Regions from separate parts of the Homo sapiens genome. Here regions 1, 2, 4 and 5 are each linked to region 3. The links are chromatin contacts, found by Hi-C or POLR2A ChIA-PET in ENCODE. All regions are on one chromosome and are shown on one strand. The core of a region is the stretch at or near the end of the contact, and the rest is flanking DNA. Distances in the headings are between cores, read along the strand shown.

The links. A loop is a pair of places that touch in the nucleus more often than their neighbours do. ChIA-PET counts read pairs that join two places held with the same protein, here RNA polymerase II (POLR2A). Pooled maps may share reads with other maps.
Region 1: a loop to region 3 is called in a pooled map, with 9 times the contacts of the local background. The contact joins the promoter of ZNF616 here to the promoter of ZNF320 in region 3. A Hi-C loop is called at or near these places in 8 of 50 pooled maps.
Region 2: a loop to region 3 is called in a pooled map, with 4 times the contacts of the local background. The contact joins the promoter of ZNF331 here to the promoter of ZNF320 in region 3. A Hi-C loop is called at or near these places in 2 of 37 single-sample maps with no recorded cell type and 7 of 50 pooled maps.
Region 4: a loop to region 3 is called in a map of ascending aorta, with 8 times the contacts of the local background. The contact joins the promoter of ZNF480 here to the promoter of ZNF320 in region 3. A Hi-C loop is called at or near these places in 1 of 168 maps with a recorded cell type or tissue (ascending aorta), 1 of 37 single-sample maps with no recorded cell type and 8 of 50 pooled maps.
Region 5: a loop to region 3 is called in a map of CD8-positive, alpha-beta T cell, with 19 times the contacts of the local background. The contact joins the promoter of ZNF813 here to the promoter of ZNF320 in region 3. A Hi-C loop is called at or near these places in 1 of 168 maps with a recorded cell type or tissue (CD8-positive, alpha-beta T cell) and 7 of 50 pooled maps. POLR2A ChIA-PET finds 5 or more read pairs at or near these places in 1 of 52 experiments (H1).

The regions. Positions count from the first base shown.
Region 1 is chr19:52,138,525-52,141,262 of GRCh38, reverse strand. It overlaps ZNF616 (zinc finger protein 616), which reads left to right and starts at 1,325. Exons shown (of 4, transcript NM_178523.5): 1 at 1,325-1,531. RefSeq lists silencers at 1,030-1,079, 1,090-1,369 and an enhancer at 1,490-1,729.
Region 2 is chr19:53,536,856-53,539,678 of GRCh38, reverse strand. It overlaps ZNF331 (zinc finger protein 331), which reads right to left and starts at 1,534. Exons shown (of 6, transcript NM_001079906.2): 1 at 1,383-1,534; 2 at 397-463. RefSeq lists enhancers at 1,455-1,504, 1,290-1,806.
Region 3 is chr19:52,896,288-52,899,278 of GRCh38, reverse strand. It overlaps ZNF320 (zinc finger protein 320), which reads left to right and starts at 1,644. Exons shown (of 6, transcript NM_001351774.2): 1 at 1,644-1,759. RefSeq lists enhancers at 1,630-1,709, 1,910-2,109.
Region 4 is chr19:52,295,895-52,298,594 of GRCh38, reverse strand. It overlaps ZNF480 (zinc finger protein 480), which reads right to left and starts at 1,426. Exons shown (of 5, transcript NM_144684.4): 1 at 1,372-1,426. ZNF766 (zinc finger protein 766) reads right to left here. Exons shown (of 4, transcript NM_001010851.3): 4 at 2,549-2,700. RefSeq lists enhancers at 1,195-1,244, 1,315-1,364.
Region 5 is chr19:53,466,236-53,469,088 of GRCh38, reverse strand. It overlaps ZNF813 (zinc finger protein 813), which reads right to left and starts at 1,356. Exons shown (of 4, transcript NM_001004301.4): 1 at 1,300-1,356. RefSeq lists enhancers at 12-574, 575-1,136, 1,073-1,312 and a silencer at 1,383-1,512.

The DNA of each region.
Region 1 (2,738 bases), core at 76-2,575, 760 kb after region 3:
AACAGAAGAATGCAAGTTAGCTCCCTGCTACCTTGGCCTCCCAAAGTGTGGGGATTATAGGCGTTAGCCACTGCACCCAACCAAATCTCCTCTTCTCATGGCTCACTGCAGCCTTCACCTCCTGGGCTCAAATGATCCTCCTTCCTTACCCTTCCGAGTTGCTGGGCCCACACGTGCAGGCCACCATGTCCAGATAATTTAATTTTTTGTAGAGAGGTCTGGCTATGTTGCCCAGGATGATCTCAAATCCCTGGCCTCAAGCAATTCTGACACCTCAGCTTCCCAAGTAGCTGGGACTACAAGAGTGCATTACCAAGCCTGGCTACTTTTTGTATTTCTTGTAGAGATGGGGGTCTCACGATGCTGTCCAGGCTGGTTTTGAACTCTTGAGCTCAAGTGACCTGCCCACCTGGGCCTCCAAAACTGCTGGCCCATCTCAAAAGACTTAATCCATTTCAGTATCAACTCTCAAAAGTCTTAATCCATTCCTGTATCAGCTCTTAGGGCAGAATACCCCCTAAATATTATCTGAACCACACATGGGTGAGAATCAAGGTGTGATTCATCCTGAGGCAAAATTTCTGCCCAGCTGTGAATCTGTGAGGCCAGAGAAGTTATCTGCTTCCAAAATATAATGGTGATAAAGGCATAGGATACATCCCCCAGCCCTGGTAACCACCCTTCTAATCTGTTACTGTAAATTTGACGTTTGTACTTTGCACGTGTAAAAGCACAGGCAGTATTTGTCTTTCTGTGTCTAGCATATTTCGCTTGGCATAATGTCTTCCGGGTTCCTGGATCCAGCCACGGCTCCACATCAAATCCCCAGCGAGATCCTAGTTCCCTGACTATTGAGTAGCTTCAGCATCATCGGCAAGAGTGGATGGAGTCCACCAAGCTTGTAAAAATCGGTTTTGACTTAGTTCAACTTGTTAAGAAATCATCTTAGTTTCTAATATAAGTGGACCACAACTTTAAGCTTTAACCTTAAATTTTGAAACATTAACTTAAAATAGGCAGGCAGCAACGCTGCTTCACAGGACAAGAAGTAGTCAGAAAACCAAAGACATGCTGCCTGTGAACCAGAGTAAATAACAGGCTCTATTTCGGCCCCGCTTACCCCATGAAACCCCGCCCCATCCTCCGCCGCGGCTCCGTCCCGCCCCACCTAGCCACGCCCACTGCCGCTCCGGCCCGGCTCCACCCTCTCAGGGTCCCTCCCCGAGTCAGGCCCCTCTTTCCGACCCGCCCCTTGCTGGTCGCGGCTCGCCCAGGCCCCGCCCCCTGGCCTCCCAGTTTTTTCTCTCCGCTAGCAGTTTCCGTCACTCCCGGAAGCAGATTGCGCCAGGGAAAGGCCTTATCGCTGTGTGTGTGTTTCAGTCTACGTGGATTAAACATTACTTCGCTCCGTCTGCCTGGATTAAACGTGCACTTTGCAGTCCTCACTTCTCCGTACCAGTGATCTGGGGATCGCTACGGACCTTAAAATACCCATAGCCCCTTCGCCCCTGCAACAGGCACTTCTCCCCACGTAAGTCCGAGAATTGCTTCCCTGTCGGTTTAAAATCTCTCTCAGGCTGTTCCTTGCCCCCTGCCTTTCTGCCATGTAGATAACCATGTCGATAACCCCATTCAGGTCGTGTTCCTGCTTAAAACTCTCATTGACCCCTGCTTCGGCCCCGGGCGAAGTCAAGTCCTCCCTCGCGAGGTGGATTCCCACCAGTCGAGACCCCCGAGCTTCGCCCTTGTCGACGCCTGGAGGGGAGCGCCCGCTGCCCAGCTCCTGAAGGAGCCGCTTCTTCTCCCAGGTCCTGGGATTCTGCAGACCCTCCCTGTCCTGAGACACCGTCCCCCGCGCCACCTAGTGTCCTCCGCGCGCCACCTAGTGTCCTCCTCACGCCGGGTCCTTCCCCTCCCCAGGCTGCCCCTTCACAGCCACTGCTTTTCCTGACTCCGCGTTGCAGGAGGTCACCCGAGTCTGTCTTGTGACACCCACTGTCGTTCCTTCCCAAATTTTTACTCCACTGGAAAATGTGCTCTTCCGGGAGGTGGGCATCGTATTCCTCCCCTTTCCTCCTGAATGTGTGGGTGAGAGGGATCAGGAGAGGAAAAGAGGGGGAGCGACGGGACAGAAAGAAAAACTGGGGAGAAAAGAATGAGTACACGGCAAAATGGATGATAATTTAGGTACTGGCAAAGAGAGCAAGAGTGCAAGAGGACGCATGGAGAAAGTAGCACGGGGAGAAAAGCACATAAAGAAATTAGGGAAAAGGGAGAGCTTCAGGGAGCTGAAGGGCAGCAAAATAGAGAGGGGCGGCAAAGGAGGAGGCACTGCAGTCAGACGCGGGGGGCGGAAAAGGTAAGAGTCGGAGCCGCGGCTGACAGAGCCACGTGGTGCTGGGACTGAAGGAGAGGGGAGTGGGTAACAAAGGAGAGTAGAGGGAGAACCACAGCAAGGAGGAAGCCTAGGAAGTTGGGGGTGCTAGAGAGTGGGAACAAAGGAGATGTAACAGGGAAAAGGGAATTTAACAGGGAAGAGGGATTTTAACAGGGAGAGCAGACAGGGAGCTCAGATGGGGGAAAAGAGGCAGGAATACGTGGCGGCTGGGGACAATGGGAAAGTTTGGGGAGAAAGAGCAACAAGAGGTGAAATAAATTTCGAAGCATTGGGCAGAATAGACATAAAAGAGGGAATAAAGAAAGGGGAGAAAAACAGCAAAGGGAAAAAAGACGTGCAG
Region 2 (2,823 bases), core at 285-2,784, 640 kb before region 3:
AAATATACACAGAATGTCCCTTGGAAAGTTGTAAGTGGAGTTAAAGGCAGGCCCTCAGGTTAAGGATAACAGTTCTAGGCCATTTGAGGCTGTGGTTCATTTTGTGAACCTGCAAACACCCATCCCAGTTACCTTCATATGTACGTTGCTCCTGATGTACAGACATCCAGACTTAGCACAAAACAGCAGCACTCACTGTGCACTCCCACTCAGGGGTGCGCGTCTATGGGTTTTATGCGTGTTAATGCATTTCACCCTCCTCACAAGCCTATCTTCAGAAGGCTCAAAAAGCTAAGAGGCAGAAACAGGACTCAAATCTTGGTCATCTACCTTTAATGTTTGGTCTTAAGTCTTATAAACACATATCATTTAATATAAAAAAAAAAGGATACTCACCTGACCCTTTCAGATGTTTAACGATTCGTCTTCCTCCTCGGGGATGCTTTTTCTGAAGGATGCTGGCCTGGGGAAAACAGAACCGGAAGGGTAACACCTGCCATACCTAATAAAACCAATGAGAAATACGAGGCCCCGAGATGGAGTTTCTGGGAGATTCCTGAAGAGCACGCTGTGGCGATTGAGATGATGACGCGTGGAGCTGCCCCCCTCCCTGTCTCCCACATCAGGGACCTGTCCCTCTACAGGAGGAATTCTACTCCTGAGGCCACCGTCCCCTGTCACTCAGGTGGCCTGCATGCACAGCACTTCTGGCTCTGAAAGCGTCACCTCATGGCTGTTTCTGCCTTCTTGCTGGTGAATTTCCAGGCGAGGCTCAGGCGCTCACGTCCCTCCGCGGCCCTTGTTCTCAGGCAGGTACCGCTTGGTTAGGAGGTGAAGGCAGGGGAAGCAGCAGAGACGCTGGAGCTACAAGTTGCACTGTCACACACACCTGCATCACTCAGAAGGCCCGATCATCCATCCCAGCACAGAGACGCTGAAGCTACAGGTTGTGTTGTCACACACACCTGCGTCACCCAGAAGGCCCGATCACCCATCCCAGCACAAGTCTGCACAGCTCAGCCTCACCACAGCTCACTCTGTCCTGAGACACATCTGCGCCCCTCATACCCACTAACGCCCAGCACGGCCATGCTACGGGCCCCACCACCCCACACGGTGCAGAGGTGCATCCGTGGGCCACGGAGACCCGTCCCGACCGCTGCCCCCGCACAACCCCCAGAGCGCACCTCACGGAGCAGAGTCCCAGGGACGCACCGCCGAGGTTCACAGGCACGGGCTGCGTTGACCCAAAGCCTCTGGAGCACCCCCGGTCACCAGTTATGGGGAGAGCCCGGCTGTGTCACCCCACACTCTCCAGCAAGTGCGTCACCGTCAGAAGCCCCGTGCCCGTCTCCCCTCGGAGCCACGCGCACCAATCTCACCTGCGCGGACTGGCGGAGATGCAGCGGCTGCGTCACTGGTGCAAACGCGCACCCAGCACGGCCCCCATCGCCCCCAATGACGCTCGCGTGCACCCGTGTCACAGTTACGGGGACAGGGCCGCCGCGTCAGCCTCGTACTCCCACGCAAGTGCGTCACACACTCGGTCCCGCCACCCCCTGGAGGCCAGCGCGCATGCGCACGCGCACCCAGCGGCCGCAGCGCGCAGACAGCAGCAGAGCCCGACACGCATGTGCACACAGACCCCTACACGTATGTGCACGTACCCAGACCCCGACACGTATGTGAGCGTACACAGACCCCCGATACATAGCGTGCTCAGCTGTTGACGTGCCTGTGCGGGCACACAGACCCTGACGGGCGTGTGCGCACGCACAGATGCCGACACGCATGTGCAGACACAACAGAGCCCGACACACACGTGCGCCTGCACAGATGCTGACACGCGGACACACTGACACGTGTGCGTGCACCCCTCCCATCCCTTTCCCTCCTCCCACTCTCCCAAAGCCGCAGACGCACCCGGTAGTCCCCCAACGCTGGGGCCTCGGGAGAGGGTGAGGCTAGAAGAGGACGCGGGGCCGTCGGGGGAAACCAGAGCCCCAAGCCCCGTGTTCCAGCATGCAGCACGGCGTACTCCTGGATGGTCTCTGGGAAATGTAGTCCGGGACGGTCCCAGGCAGGGGCCTCAGGGCGCGTCCCAGGTCGGTGCCGGAGCGGGCAGCCCCAAGCTAAGCCCTTCCTGGTCCCTGCAGACGCCCCTTCCCGACTGGGAAAGGAGCTGTGTCACCCCAGCTGGGACCCCGTCTGGCCTCTTGAGTGGGGTGATGCCGGGCGAGCCATGGCTGTCCTCAGAAGGGTATCCTCTCCTAGCCCCTCTGGAGCGTCACCTGGAATTCTCTGCAGGCCGCTAGCACAGGCTGCCGGAGCTGCTATTCGGTGTCCCTTGCTTGCTGCATTGTAAACAATGTACAGGTAGCAGTTATGCCCCGTGAGTCCCGCTCTCATTCCAAGTACTAACGTCACAGGGTCTACAGGATGTTGCAGGTACTTAACCACAGTCTCATTTTGACTCAAAATCCCACTTTTTGGTATTTATGCCAAGGAAGTAGCTATAGTTGTACACAATGTTGAAGTATGTTCACAAAATGCTTTTTTTCTGAAAATCTTTTTCTCTTTTAATTAGATAGACTTTAGATTCATATGTAGTTACAAGAAATAAAATTGAGAGATCTTGTGTACCTTTCACCTGGTTACCTCAGCTGGTGATTGTAGTATATAATACCACAACCAGAAGATTAACATTGATGTAATCCACTGACGTTACCCAGAATTTCCAGAGAATAATTTTTTGTTTGTTTGTTTGTTTGTTTTGAGACGGAGTTTCGCTCTTGTTGCCCAGGCTCAAGTGCAATGGTGCGA
Region 3 (2,991 bases), core at 395-2,894:
CCAGGAGCCATGTTTAAAAATTAGTTCCCAGCAATAGGAGGATTTAAAACTCTTATAATAAGAGTTATAATAGTAATAAAAAGCTGCTTACTGCTCTCTTGTTTGCTACCTGTACCTCTTCAAATGATAAAAAGCTTCATCGCTACCTTAGTTCACCAAAATGATTCAGCACAAGTGTACTATATGAATCACTATCAATCTATTACACAAAAAGACATAAGTAGCAAAAACAAGAGTAAGAACTCCCACTAATAAAAAGTGAGACTCTCAAAAAGAAGAAATAAAGGAAGACAGAGACCCTCTCATATTGTTTTATACTCAGTACCTGTTTTAAGAAAAAACAACAAGAAAGTAAAACCAAAGACAGGCAGCCCCGGGGCCAGGCCCGAAACCAGGCCTGGGCCTGCCTGGCCTAAACCCAGTAGTTAAAAATCAACTTATGGCTTAGAACCCAATGTTATTCATAGATTCCAGACATTGTATAGAAGAACATTGTAAAACTCCCCGCTCTGTTCTGTTTCTCTCTGACCACCGGTGCATGCATCCCCTGTCACGTACCGCCTGCTCGCTCAAATCAATCACGACCCTTTCATGTGAAATCTTTAGTGTTGTGAACCCTTAAAAAGGACAGAAATTGTGCATTCAGGGAGCTCGGATTTCAAGGCAGTAGATTGCTGACGCTCCCAGCTGAATAAAGCCCTTCCTTCTACAACTCAGTGTCTGAGAAGTTTTGTCTGCCGCTAGCCCTGCTACACACTGTTACAATGTCAATGCTTTTTTTAAAAATCCCTTTTTTTCTTATTGAGGCGGAGGAAGGAGCTCTGGGGTAGAGGGTCTTACTTTGTCGCCCACGCTGGCCTGGACCTCCGGGCTCAGCGGTCTTGCGGCTCCTGCTTCCTGAGTAGCCGGGACCCCAGACTCGCCACCTCGCCCACATCCCTGCTGTGTTTAAGCAGGAGGTGGTGACCTCACTCCTCCCTGGCCTGAGGCCTCCGCTCCGCACCCCAGGCGGTGGCCCTGAGGAAGTCTCTGGAGCTGAGCACAGGGTGGATTCTCCCACCCCAGTGAATGGAAAATAGAAAGGGAGAGGATTTGCTATTCTGTTCTGTGGGCCGTCAGCAGGAAATTGGAGGTTTCGCTGAGGCAGAGCTTTGTATTTCGCATTCTAGTTTGCATTCCTTCCCTTGACAACTTCCAGATTTTGGACATAAATTGCTAAAATTAATTTCAATAGCAAGGAACTTTCCTGGGTCCAATGACCGCCTCACGTTGACTTCTCAGGGAGGTACTATTTCAATGACTGCTGAGCTGCTCCAGCCTCACTGGCGGCTTTCGCCTCCAAAACCTGGAAAAAAGGCGCAGAGAGCGAGATGGAGGAAAGCTCAGGACCCACCCGCTTCTCGCCCCCGCCGACCCCTCATAGCCCAGGACTCTTCTCCCAGCCAGGCCCCTTGTTTCTCAACCCCGCCCCGGCCTTGTTCAGGCCCCGCCCACCTCTTCGCGTCTCATCCCGGCCTAGTCCAGGCCCCGCCTACCTTCTCGGGGGTCCCGCCCAGGCCTGGCCTCTGTCCTGCGCTGATTGGCATAGACCCGGAAGCGGATGGCAGGGACTGAAGGTCACACCACAGCGCGTGAGTTTCGCTCTGTTTTATGTGTGCTTCCCAGTCCTGTGGTGCTGCTATACCGGGGACGTTGAGTCCCCACAGACCTGGAAATTGCGGCCCCTCTTTCTCAACCCAGAGCAAATTGAGACGTCCGGGTGAGAGTCCGTGAGTCCCTTCGAGTTTAAAGTGGCCCTGAGGCAGGTCCCGTCCTCGGTCTTTCTGCAGTGGGGTCGTGCAGACACCTCCTATCGCGGAATTTTCCTTCTCAAAACCCTTCCTGACCTGTCCTCCCGCCTCGCGCTGTTTCAAGTCCTCACCCGCGAGCTGGATTCCAGCCCTAGGCGCCTCCCACCGTCGCTCTCGGCGGCTTCAGGAGCGCCGCGCCTCAACCCCGGTTCCCGGGAGGCCGCGTCCTCTGCCTGGTCCTAAGATCCTGCAGACGCCACCCCTGTCCGAAGGCTCCGTCGCTCCCCACCTCCCTCCTTGTGCGGTGTTGCTACCTAGTTCCAACTCCTGGAAAACGAATATATGCAATCAAGAAAGCACTCCACAGAGGGGAGTGGGCCCGAGCCAGCGTCTCCGGGGACCCGTTTAGAAAGTTTTAGGGGGTTAAAGTATTTATTTTGAGGTCCCTATGGGCTACCCCTTATCTGGATGAAGGATTTTTGGCCCTTGGCCAACGAAATGCTGAGGTGAATTGGCCCGAGGCCGGAGCAGATGGGTGCCCTATGCAGATGAAGGTGTGGCCGGTGCTTGGCCATGGCCACTCCTGGGCTCTTTCCCTTTCTGAGACGTGGTGGAAGGAGGAGGGCGGTAGGGACAGCGGCCTTTGATCCTTTGTTACTCCGGATGGGGAGATGGGGTTTTTCCTTTTTGTCTAGTTTTAGAAAGTTTGCCTTAATTGGCCTTAGATTCGCTGCCCCCAGACCCAGGACCCAGGTATTTCTTTTTTATTCTTTTTTATTGGAGATGGGGTCTCACTCTGTTGCCCAGGCGGGAGAGCGGTGACAGGATCACAGCTCACTGCATCATCAACATCCTATGCTCAAGCGATCCTGTCACCTCAGCCTGCAGAGTAGCTGGGACCACAGCCGCGCGCCACCACACCGCGCTAATTTTTGTGTACTTGGTAGAGACGGGCTTTTGCCTTGTTGCTCAGGCTGGTCTCCAACTCCAGGGCTCAAGCGATCCAGCTGTATCGCCCTCCCAAAATGCTGGAATTACAGGCATGAGCCACCATGCCCGCCTTGTTTCTTAATTAAAAAATAAATAAATAAAAATAAAGGCCGTGTGCAATGGCTCATGCCTGTAATCCCAGCACTTTGGGAGGCCAAGGCGGGCAGATCACCTGAGGTCAGGAGTTCGAGACCAGCCTAGTCAACATGGC
Region 4 (2,700 bases), core at 177-2,676, 600 kb after region 3:
CAATGGCGCAATCTCAGCTCACTGCAACCTCCGCCTCCCGGGTTCAAGCAATTCTCCTGCCTCAGCCTCCTGAGTAGCTGGGATTACACGCGCGCGCTGACGCCCGGCTAATTTTTGCATTTTTAGTAGAGATGGGGTTTCACCATGTTGCCCACGCTGGTCTCAAACTCCTGACCTCACGTGATCCACCCACCTTGGCCTCCCAAAGTGCTGGGATTACAGGCGTGAGCCACTGTGCCCGGTCTTGCCTCTTCCCCTGACTCTACTCCCCCTCTGCTCTCTCTGTTAAATCCCTTCTTTTCTGTTACACCCCCTTGTCCCCACTCTCTGGCACCCTGAGATCCCAGGCCTCCACCTGCTGTGGTTCTCCCTCTGCTCTCGTTGTCACCAGCTGACTCCTCTTGCTGTCCCAGCACCACGCTGCTCTGTCTGCCCTGGCTCCAAATCCCTCCCCCTCTCCCCCACTCTCAAACTGAGGAACTTCCCACTTTGCTGCCCCTCTCACTATCTTGCTGTCCTTCATCTCTCCGGAGATGGAACTTTTCTCTGCATTTCTCCAGTTGCTTTTTTCCCCCTGCTACTTTCTCGGCTTCATTCGCTGTCTCTGCAAATCCTCCATCCACTCTCTACTTTGCCATCTGCTTACGGCTCTCCCTCAATCTTCTTTTCTCCTTCAAAATTTTTCTCTTTCTTCTCCCTCGCTCTCCGTCTCTCTTTCTGCACACATTCACATGGAAGGAATTGGGATCCGATGTCCACAAGCAGAACACCTTTTCAGTGGGGTGTTATTTGGCCCGCAAGAACACTGGATGTCAAGAGACAGAGTAAGTCACCTCCCCACACGCAGGGTTAGGAGAAGCGGTGTCTGGGAAGAGGAGGCCTGGGGAGTAGCGGGGCCCCGTATCAAGGAGGGTAAAGGTAGGGTCTGGATCAAGAGATGGGTGGCGTCTGCAGAATCCCAGCACTGGGCAGAAGACGCGGCTTCTCCTGGATTGAGATTGGAGCGCTGTGCTCCAGGGCCAACAAAGGCGAGGCTTGGGGGACCGCATAGACCGGAATCCGCCTAGCGGGGGAGGACTTTACGCTGTGCGGGGCGGATGTAAGCATCACTGAAGGACTTGAAACAGGAAAACTCCGCGACAGGAGGTGACTACATGGCCCTGTGGCAGAAGGACGGGGGACAGGACCCGCCGCCGAGCGATTTAAACACACAGGGAAGCGACCGCCTGACTCTCACGGAGACGCCTGAATTTGGTCGGGGTAGAGGGAGCGGTGCGAGGATTTCAAGGTCTGTGTGGCCCCTCAGATCCCGGGTACAGAAGCGCGGGGGAGTTGGGAAGCGCAGATTAATTTACACAAAGGGAAACTCACGCGCCGCGGCGTGACCTTCACTCCACGCGATCCGCTTCCGGGTTTGTGGGAAACTGCGCGCGCAGCGGAGGGGTCCGAGCGGGGCGGGGGCGGGGGCGGGGGCGGGGGCGGGGGCGGGGGCGGGGGCGGGGGCGGGGGCGGGGGCGGGGGCGGGGGCGGGGGCGGGGGCGGGGCGGAGTGGGGCTTGCGCTTCCCTCCGCCTCGCTTCCAGTGCCTCTGTTTTCCGGGTTTTGCCGGGGAGACCTGTCAAGGAGACTGGAGCAACTCAGCTGTCTCGGAACTGTACTCTTGCCGGGACTGAGCAAAGTCGGCTAATGATTAGATCCAGGAAAATTCCTGCTATTAAAGTTAATCTTAAGCCGACCGTGCGGTCGGGCACCTGTAGTCCCGGCTACCCCGAAGACTGAGGCGGGAGGATCGCTTGAGCCCAGGAGTTCGAGTTTACACTGAGTTATGACGGCCACTGCACTCCAGCTTGGGCGACAGAGACTCAGTCTCTCAAATAAATACATAAAAAACTAAATTTAGCAATTTAATTAAGCCCTGGGATTGTCTGTGAAAGCGACGCAAGTTAATACATGAACTGCAAAGCCCTGCCTGGGCAGAATGTGCAATTTCATGCTGACGGCCCACAAAGCAGAATAGAAATCCTCTCCTTTTCTATTCCCTGTTCTTTCGGGAGGGACAGAGGTAACCCTGTGCTCAGCTCCAGAGAGTTTTCTAGTGACAGCACCAGGGGCATGGAGGGCTAAGGCCAGTGAGAATTTAGGTCACCAATTGTTGGTTTTAAAAAAGCATTAACCGGGCGAGGTGGCTCACACCTGTAATCCCAGCACTTTGGGAGGTCAAGGCAGGTGGATCATTTGAGGTCAGGAGTTCGAGACCAGCCTGGCCAACACGGTAAAACCCCATCTCTACTAAAAATACAAAAATTAGCTGGGCATGGTGGCATACGCGTGTAATCCCAGCTACTCAGGAAGCTGAGGCAGGAGAATCGCTTGAACCTGGGAGGCGGAGGTTGCAGTGAGCTGAGATTGTGCCACTGCACTCCAGACCAGGCAACAGAACAAGACTCTGTCTCAAAAAAAAAAAAAAAAAGTCAAAAAATATGTTAATTTAACATTCTCAGGATTTTAAAACTACAAAATGCTGATGAAAGAAATCAAAGACACCCAGATAGAGACATATACAATATCAATTTATTGATAAACTCAACATAGAAAAAAATGTGAAATTACCCCAAATTGATACACAGGGTTAATATATTTACTATCAAGGCACTTCGTAGATACTGACAAGATTATCCAAACAATTATGTAGAAAAGCAAA
Region 5 (2,853 bases), core at 107-2,606, 570 kb before region 3:
TTGGTAAAAGTCATCGCCATTCTCCATTCTCAGTTAACCAGGGACACAATGCACTGCGGAAAGCCGCAGGGACCTCTGCCCTAGAAAGCCTGGGTATTGTCCAAGTTTCCCCCCACTGAGACAGCCTGAGATATGGCCTCGTGGGAAAGGAAAGACCTTACATCCCCCAGCCGGACACCCGTAAAGAGTCTGTGCTGAGGAGGAGTAGTGAAAGAGGAAGGCCTCTTTGCAGTTGAGATAAGAGGAAGACTTCTGTCTCCTGCTGGTCCCTGGGAATGGAATGTCTAGGTGTAAAGCTGACCATTTCCATTCGTTCTATTCTGAGATAGGAGAAAACCGCCCTGTGGCTGGAGGCGAGATATGCTGGCAGCAATACTGCTCTGTGACTCTTTGCTACACTGAGATGTTTGGGTGAAGAGAAACATAAATCTAGCCTACGTGCACATCTGGGCACAGTACCTTTCCTTGAACTTATTCATGATATAGATTCCTTTGCTCACATGTTTTCTTGCTGACCTCTCCCCACCTGTTGCCCTGCTACACTCCCCTCACTAGGACAGTAAAAATAATGATCAATAAATACTGAGGGAACTCAGAGGCTGGCACTGGTGCCGGTCCTCCGTATGCTGAGCGCCGGTCCCCTGGGCCCACTGTCCTTTCTCTATACTTTGTCTTTGTGTCTTATTTCTTTTCTCAGTCTCTCTTCCCACCTGACGAGAAATACCCACAGGTGTGGAAGGGCTGGCCTCCTTCAACAGGACAAGCCCCGGGCACCTCCCCAACGTGGGCTCAGGGGAAGCCGTGACTGCGGAGGGGAGACCTAGGAAGCAGCAGGGCCCGGCAGGAGGAGGGAGGTGGGGGGGGGGGGGCGCGAGGGCGCCTTAAGACAAGGGTGGGGTCTGCAGGATCCCGGGACCAGACAGAGGACGCGGCCTTCCCGGGACTGGGGCCGCGGTTCTGCGCTCCACCGGCCGAAGTGGGCGAGAATCCACCCCTTGGGTGAGGACTTCAAAAAGCGCGGGGTGGGAGGAGTCAGAGAAAGGTTTAGAGCAGGAAAAATGCGCGATAGAAAGTGTATACATTGCCCTATAGCAGAAAGACCCGGGACGGGACCAGCCTCAGGGCGACCTTAAACACAAAAGGAAGCGACCCCCGGACTCTCACGGGGTCGTCTCAATTTGCTCTGGGTGAAGGAAGACGGCTGAGAATTTCCAGGTTTGTGGGGACCCCACGCCCCAGGTACAGAAGCGCCAGGGACCTGGGAAGTGCAGACCTAATACAACACAGAGCCAAACTCACGCGCTGCCGTGGGACCGTCACTCCACGCGATCCGCTTCCGGGTTTTCGCGAATCTGCGCGCAGGACAGAAGCCAGGCCTGGGCGGGACCTGGGAGGTGGGCGGGGCCTGACGAAGCAGGGGCGGGGCGAGAGGCGGAGAGACTTTGCCCTTTGGAAGGCGCAGAGGGCGGGGCCGGGGTGGGACCTGTGAGTCCGTCACCCTCGCTCCAGCGCCTGTTTTAGGGTTTTGGAGTCGAGACCGGCCAGTAAGGTTGAGGCACTATTCAAAAGCCCTGGAATTGTCTGGAACGGGGATGCAAACTAGAATGTGAAATGCAAAGCCCTGCCTGGGCGGAAGGTACGATTTCATGCTGACGGCCCACAAAACAAAATAGAAATCCTCCCCCTTTCTATTCTCCATTCACTCAGGAGGGCAAGTCCACCCCGTGCTCAACTTCAGAGATTTCCCTAAAGCCACCGCCATGGATGCGGGACGGAGTGCTCAGGCCAGGGAGGAGTGAGGTGACCACCTGCTGGATGGGGCGCCGGGGTGGGAGGGATGCGCGCGCGGGGGCAGGAGCCTGAGGTCCCAGCTACTCAGGAAGCAGCGGCGGGAGGATCGCTGAGCCTGGGGGTCCAGGCCAGCCTGAGCGACAAAGTAACACCCCCTCCCGCAGCGCTTCCTTCCTCGTCTCTTTTTTTCCTTTTTTTTTTTTAATGTTTTAAAATACAATTTTGATTGTGTGAGATAGGGATCCAACAGTATTCTTTTCCATCTGGATATTCAGTTAGTTGTCTCAGCACGTTTGTGGAAGAGATTTATTACTTTATTTATTTACTTATTTCTTTTGAGACAGAGTATTTCTCTGTCGCCCAGGCTAGAGGGCAGTAACGGGATCTCGGTTCACTGCAGCCTCTTCCCTCTTGGGTTCAAGCGATTCCCCTGCCTCAGCCTCCGGAGTACCTGCCATTACATTCGCGTGCCACCATGCCTGGCTAATTTTTGTATTTTTGTAGACGGGTTTCACCATGTTGGCCAGGCTGGTCTCAAACTCTTGACTTCAAGTGATCCGCCTGCCTCGGCCTCCCAAAGTGCTGGCATTACAGGCGTGAGCCACTGCACCTGGCCCAACAAATACTTTTTACTTCACTTTCCAATTGTTGAGAAAACATAATTGAAAACAAACAAAAAGTCTTCCCCCCAATGAGAAATCATCTCCACGACGACAATAGAGAAAGAAATTAAAACCATTTCATTAATAAATAAGCCTTAGGCCAGATTATGATGCGAAATAGACAAACAGCTAAGAGGTTGAAAAGAGAGAAAGAAACTTCACTGTTCTATACAACCCATTAAGTACATGTTTTCAAGATAAACACTAATCAGTCCTCAGGGAAGAGGACTTGACAACACCCTTGGTCACACATAGTTCATCCTGGCTCTACTTGGTAATGGAGGTAACCATCTGTGTCAGCTAAGTAGCTTCATGCCGAGGAGGGGAAGAAACCCTAACCCATGTTTTTTTGACAAGTGTGAGTTTTACAACATGGCGACAGGTGCCCTCTGTAGTGAGG